Regions from separate parts of the Mus musculus genome. Here region 2 is linked to region 1. The links are chromatin loops, found by intact Hi-C in ENCODE. Cell type or tissue: heart. All regions are shown on one strand.

Region 1 (2,500 bases):
CACCACCGTCACCGCCAGCCGCGGAGGACCTTCCCGAGCCTGAAGCGCCCGGGATCGGAGCTCAGGGAGGCGAGCAGGCGAGGAGGGGGCCCGGGGCGAGCGGAGGAGAGAGAGCGAGAGAGCAAGAGAGAGAAAGAGAGAGAGCACATTGGCGTGAGCAGGGGGAGGGAGGGCGGGCGCGGGGGGCTGCGGGCAGGGCGGGGGGTGTGTGCACGTTCGAGCTTTCGGGCCACAGCCACCGCCGCGCAAGCTAGAAGCGCCCTAGCCCGGCAAGCTGGCTCACCCGCTGGCCACCCAGCACAGCCCGCTGGCCCCTCTCCTGCAGCCCATCTGGCGGAGCGGCGGCGGCGGTGGCGGCGGAGGCAGGAGGATGGCTTCAGAACTGGCAATGAACAATTCCGACCTGCCCACCAGTCCCCTGGCCATGGAATATGTTAATGACTTCGATCTGATGAAGTTTGAAGTGAAAAAGGAACCGGTGGAGACCGACCGCATCATCAGCCAGTGCGGCCGTCTCATCGCCGGGGGCTCGCTGTCCTCCACCCCCATGAGCACGCCCTGCAGCTCGGTGCCCCCGTCCCCCAGCTTCTCGGCGCCCAGCCCGGGCTCGGGCAGCGAACAGAAGGCGCACCTGGAAGACTACTACTGGATGACCGGCTACCCGCAGCAGCTCAACCCGGAGGCGCTGGGCTTCAGCCCGGAGGACGCGGTCGAGGCGCTCATCAGCAACAGCCACCAGCTCCAGGGTGGCTTCGATGGCTATGCGCGGGGAGCGCAGCAGCTGGCCGCGGCAGCGGGGGCCGGCGCCGGCGCCTCCCTGGGCGGCAGCGGCGAGGAGATGGGCCCCGCCGCCGCCGTGGTGTCCGCCGTGATCGCCGCGGCCGCCGCGCAGAGCGGCGCGGCACCCCACTACCATCACCACCACCACCACGCCGCGGGGCACCACCACCATCCGACGGCCGGCGCCCCGGGAGCCGCGGGCGGCGCGTCTGCCTCTGCGAGCGGCGCGGGTGGCGCGGGCGGCGGTGGCCCGGCCAGCGCCGGGGGCGGCGGCGGCGGAGGCGGCGGCGGGGGCACGGCGGGGGCGGGGGGCGCCCTGCACCCGCACCATGCCGCGGGCGGCCTGCACTTCGACGACCGCTTCTCGGACGAGCAGTTGGTGACCATGTCGGTGCGCGAGCTGAACCGGCAGCTGCGCGGGGTCAGCAAGGAGGAGGTGATCCGACTGAAGCAGAAGAGGCGGACCCTGAAAAACCGCGGCTATGCCCAGTCCTGCCGCTTCAAGAGGGTGCAGCAGAGACACGTCCTGGAGTCGGAGAAGAACCAGCTGCTGCAGCAGGTAGACCACCTCAAGCAGGAGATCTCCAGGCTGGTGCGCGAAAGGGACGCCTACAAGGAGAAATACGAGAAGCTGGTGAGCAACGGCTTCCGAGAAAACGGCTCGAGCAGCGACAACCCTTCCTCTCCCGAATTTTTCATGTGAGTGTGACACGCGATCCCAGCTAGCCACCTTGTTAAATGCTCCGTGGGGGTCCCGCTCCTGAGTGGGCTTGCTAGTTGCAGGGCCAAGCTCGCTCGGCCACCACCTCGCCCCCTCCCCTGGCGAGTTTGCTCCCCTTGGCCCTGAACAGACACACACACACACACACACACACACACACACACACACACACACACACACACCAAGCTTGTGGTGGTGGTGATGGCTCTTTTGAATTGGGGAGGGAAAGGGTGTCTGGCTCATGGATTGCCAACCTGAATTCCCCCGTAACTTGCTAGCTTGGTTGTTTTGTTCTTTTTTATTATTATTATTATTATTACAACTACTACTCTTTTTACACCGCCTGCCCCACACATACCCTGGACTTGCACAAGGGTCAAAGATCTGAGCAGCATACTTCATGTAGGGCATAGCTCACCTTTGAACCGGGCCATCAATTGCCTGTATATATATTTTTTCTTCTTCTTCTTCAGCTCATGAGCTGGTGTTCATTCTGTGTGTGTGTGTTTGTGTGTTTTATTTTGTTTGGATTTTCTTTTTTCTTCTTCTTCTTCTTTGTTTTTGTTTATTATTACTATTACTAATTTTTTGGAGCTTGCTGTGTTTCCCAGCCTCTGCCACCCCCCACCCCCACCCCTGCACCATGTTCTTGAGATAAAAGGAAAAAAAAAAAAAGCAGGGTTTTTTTTTCCCCTCCTTCTGAGTTCTTCTGATTGAGCTTGCAAAGGAAAAAAAAATGTGAAATGCTATAGACCTTGCAGCGAGCTGAGTTCCACGGGGGTTTTATCTTAGCATTGTTATGCTAAAACAGAATGAACTAAAGCCACTCCTGAACCTGCCACAATCAAGCCTACATCAACCTTCTGGGTGTGACTTGTGAGTTTTGGCCTTATGATGCCAAATCTGAAAGTTTAGTCTGCCATTAAACAACAAACAAACAAAAACACAAAAACAAACTTACTCTCATCTCATGCATTACGATGCTTGCTACTTTGTCTT
Region 2 (2,500 bases), 300 kb after region 1:
GTTTCAGAAAAATAACAAAAGAATCACAAGCCTGCACCTAAAGGATGCCTGAGTGTTTCTTGTCCTCACGAGAGGCACAGCTACACCTGGCCTCTGGACTGAGAATGCCAATCAGCTGGTACCCTCATTTCTCACTTTTGCCTCTGAACCCAAATGGGCAGCATCGGGACAGCTCTGCCTGCTCCTAATTAACCGTTTCATTTCCCTACGAATGGAAAAGAGATGTTCCTTAGTATGGGGCTGCAGCCCCACAAAGTTTACAAGCCCAGACTGCATTTAAGAACAGCATGAAGATATTCTCCTTCTGGACCAGGCCTGTGGACAGGGCTCTGGGGCTGCATTCTCAGCTGATGCCCTTCCAAATTGATTCACAAATGCTCTTCCCCTCTTTCCACACCAACACAGCACATTCTGTGGGCCAGAATGTCTTAGCTAGTCAGTCTCCTAATTGTTGAATTGAGTAATGGTCATATTTATGCATACTTATGCACTTCTGTCAAATTACAACAACAACAACAACAACAAAAGTCACCTCCAGTTTCAAAGATGGAGACATAGAAGTGTAAGATCACTTCCATCTGGTCACACAGCAAAGACCAATTGATTTTGTAGTGCCTGTACTGTTTCTAAAACCATCACCTATTTTAACCCTGTAGAAGGTACAGGTAACCCCCTGTTTCCCTCTGTATTAGTGGAGATGAAAAAGATAGCACTGATCATCAAGGGTGAAATGACACGTGAGGTTTCACTCTATAGCGATGCAATGGGAAGTCGAACGTTTCTGAGGATCACTGGCCACTACCATAAGCTGGAAGAGACAAAGATGGGTTCTCTACTGGAGTCTCCTTCAGTTCAGATATCTGGTATCAGACATGGGAAAGAATAGATTCCTGCTATTTTGAGCTCCACTGTCTGTGCTCATTTATCAAGGAGACCCTAGGAAAATATTGAGAAACTGTACTCCTTTCTACCAGAGTGTTACTGTCACCACTGTAATGACCCTCATTCCACAGGGACCTAGGACTGGGACCACAGAGCAGCTCCCTCTGCTGGAAGAGATAGGCGAGTCAGGAATTGTTCTGCTAAAGATCATGCCCTCCACTTGGACGTACCCAACGTTGCCTGGTTTGGGTACTATCCAGACTTTTTAAAGGCTTCTTTTACAGCTACACGTACATTTGTCCTTTTTGATGCTTTCCCAAGCTTCCTCCAGCTTGTGTAATGTAGACTTCTCCCCAGGGAAATATTTCAAGAGACGGAAAGACGGAGAAATGGCGGCTCTGGAACGGTGGGTAAACATTAGCTCCTTTCACAGCCTGGCTTTCTCAGATGACGAATCTGTGGTCAGGCCCCCAAATCCCAAGGAGGCCTGCTTCAAACATTCATTTAGACCAGTCCAAAGGGTCAAGGACCTGCTATATAAAAAGTCCCTAAATGTACACAGATGATGGGACTTGCACGCTGGCACAGACATTCTAAAAGTGGCTTGGGGTTAGGCTGTGGTCCATTTCAAATTTATTTTTTTAGCCAAGACAGGGTTTCCAAACTGGTCTGTGTTTCAACTCTTCACCATGGTCCTCCACCACCCTTTGTCTTCCTGTAGAAGATAGAAGTTTAAAAATCAATCTGTGAGTACATTGGTGGTGGTATCTCCCAAGTCAAAAAGGCAGAAAGAGAAGCCAGGCTTGGCAGTAGTGTAGCTGACCCAAAGTCTAGATTGTCCAAGGGAATCTCAGAATGAACTCATGTCCACTGAAGAGCTCTGGTGTGACAGGCTATAGTCTCCAAGGAGAAAGAAGCAGAGTGAAGGGAGGAGAGGAAGACAGAGAGAGAGAGAGAGAGAGAGAGAGAGAGAGAGAGAGAGAGAGAGAGTAGAAGGAGAGATGTGGGTCACCAACCTTGTATCCATAACAGATCCACTCAAGGTGACTAATCCAGTCCCATGTTAACAACCTTAATCACCCAAAGAGCAAAGCCTTCATGATCTAATTGCCTCTCATTAAACCCTATTCCCTAACCTTGTTGCACTGTGGATTCAGCCCTGACTCCTGATTTGGGGAGGGGACATCGCATCAAGCCAGTGTCCTCCCCTCAGTGCATTGGGAAGGGTTGCCTGCTAACACATCAGCTTCAGTCCAATGGCACCCAATAGGAGCTCTGACGTCCAAAAAATATAAAGTAGGGCTGAGAAGATGGCTCAGTGGGCAAAATGCGTATTGCACCAGCACGAAGAACTAAATTTGGGTCCCCCAAATCCACGTGAAAATCTGCATATGGTGGCTCTTGCTCTAGCACAGGAAGGGCTGAGACACCTGGGTCCCCAGTGCTCAGTGGCCAGTCTGTGGTGAGCATTAGGTTCAGTGACAATTCCTGTCTCAAACAAGTGAGATGAAGAAGAACTGGCATCAGTTTTTGGCCTCCACATTCACATCCATGCATGGGCACACCACACACACACACACACACACACACACACATACACACACACAGAGAGATACAC

Evidence for each region. A loop is a pair of places that touch in the nucleus more often than their neighbours do. Peaks named below come from ENCODE experiments on the same cell type or tissue, not always from the same donor. Only the 100,000 strongest peaks of a DNase experiment are listed, where the experiment ranks them.
Region 2: a loop joins it to region 1, with 7 times the contacts of the local background. A loop is called at or near these places in 18 of 42 quality-filtered maps.

What each region holds. Positions count from the first base shown.
Region 1 is chr8:115,704,734-115,707,233 of GRCm38, reverse strand. Maf (avian musculoaponeurotic fibrosarcoma oncogene homolog) reads left to right here and starts at 340. Exons shown (of 1, transcript NM_001025577.2): 1 at 340-2,500. The coding sequence starts at 371. The coding sequence ends at 1,483. In heart, a CTCF peak has its summit at 1,292; DNase peaks (open chromatin) are centred at 163, 333 and 1,233; H3K4me3 peaks cover 2,029 bases; H3K27ac peaks cover 1,694 bases.
Region 2 is chr8:115,401,555-115,404,054 of GRCm38, reverse strand. No RefSeq gene overlaps it. Among named protein-coding and RNA genes, the nearest start is that of Gm39256, 240 kb to the left of the region's middle. In heart, a CTCF peak has its summit at 1,047 (motif pointing left); no DNase peak of the experiment used is centred here; H3K27me3 peaks cover 510 bases.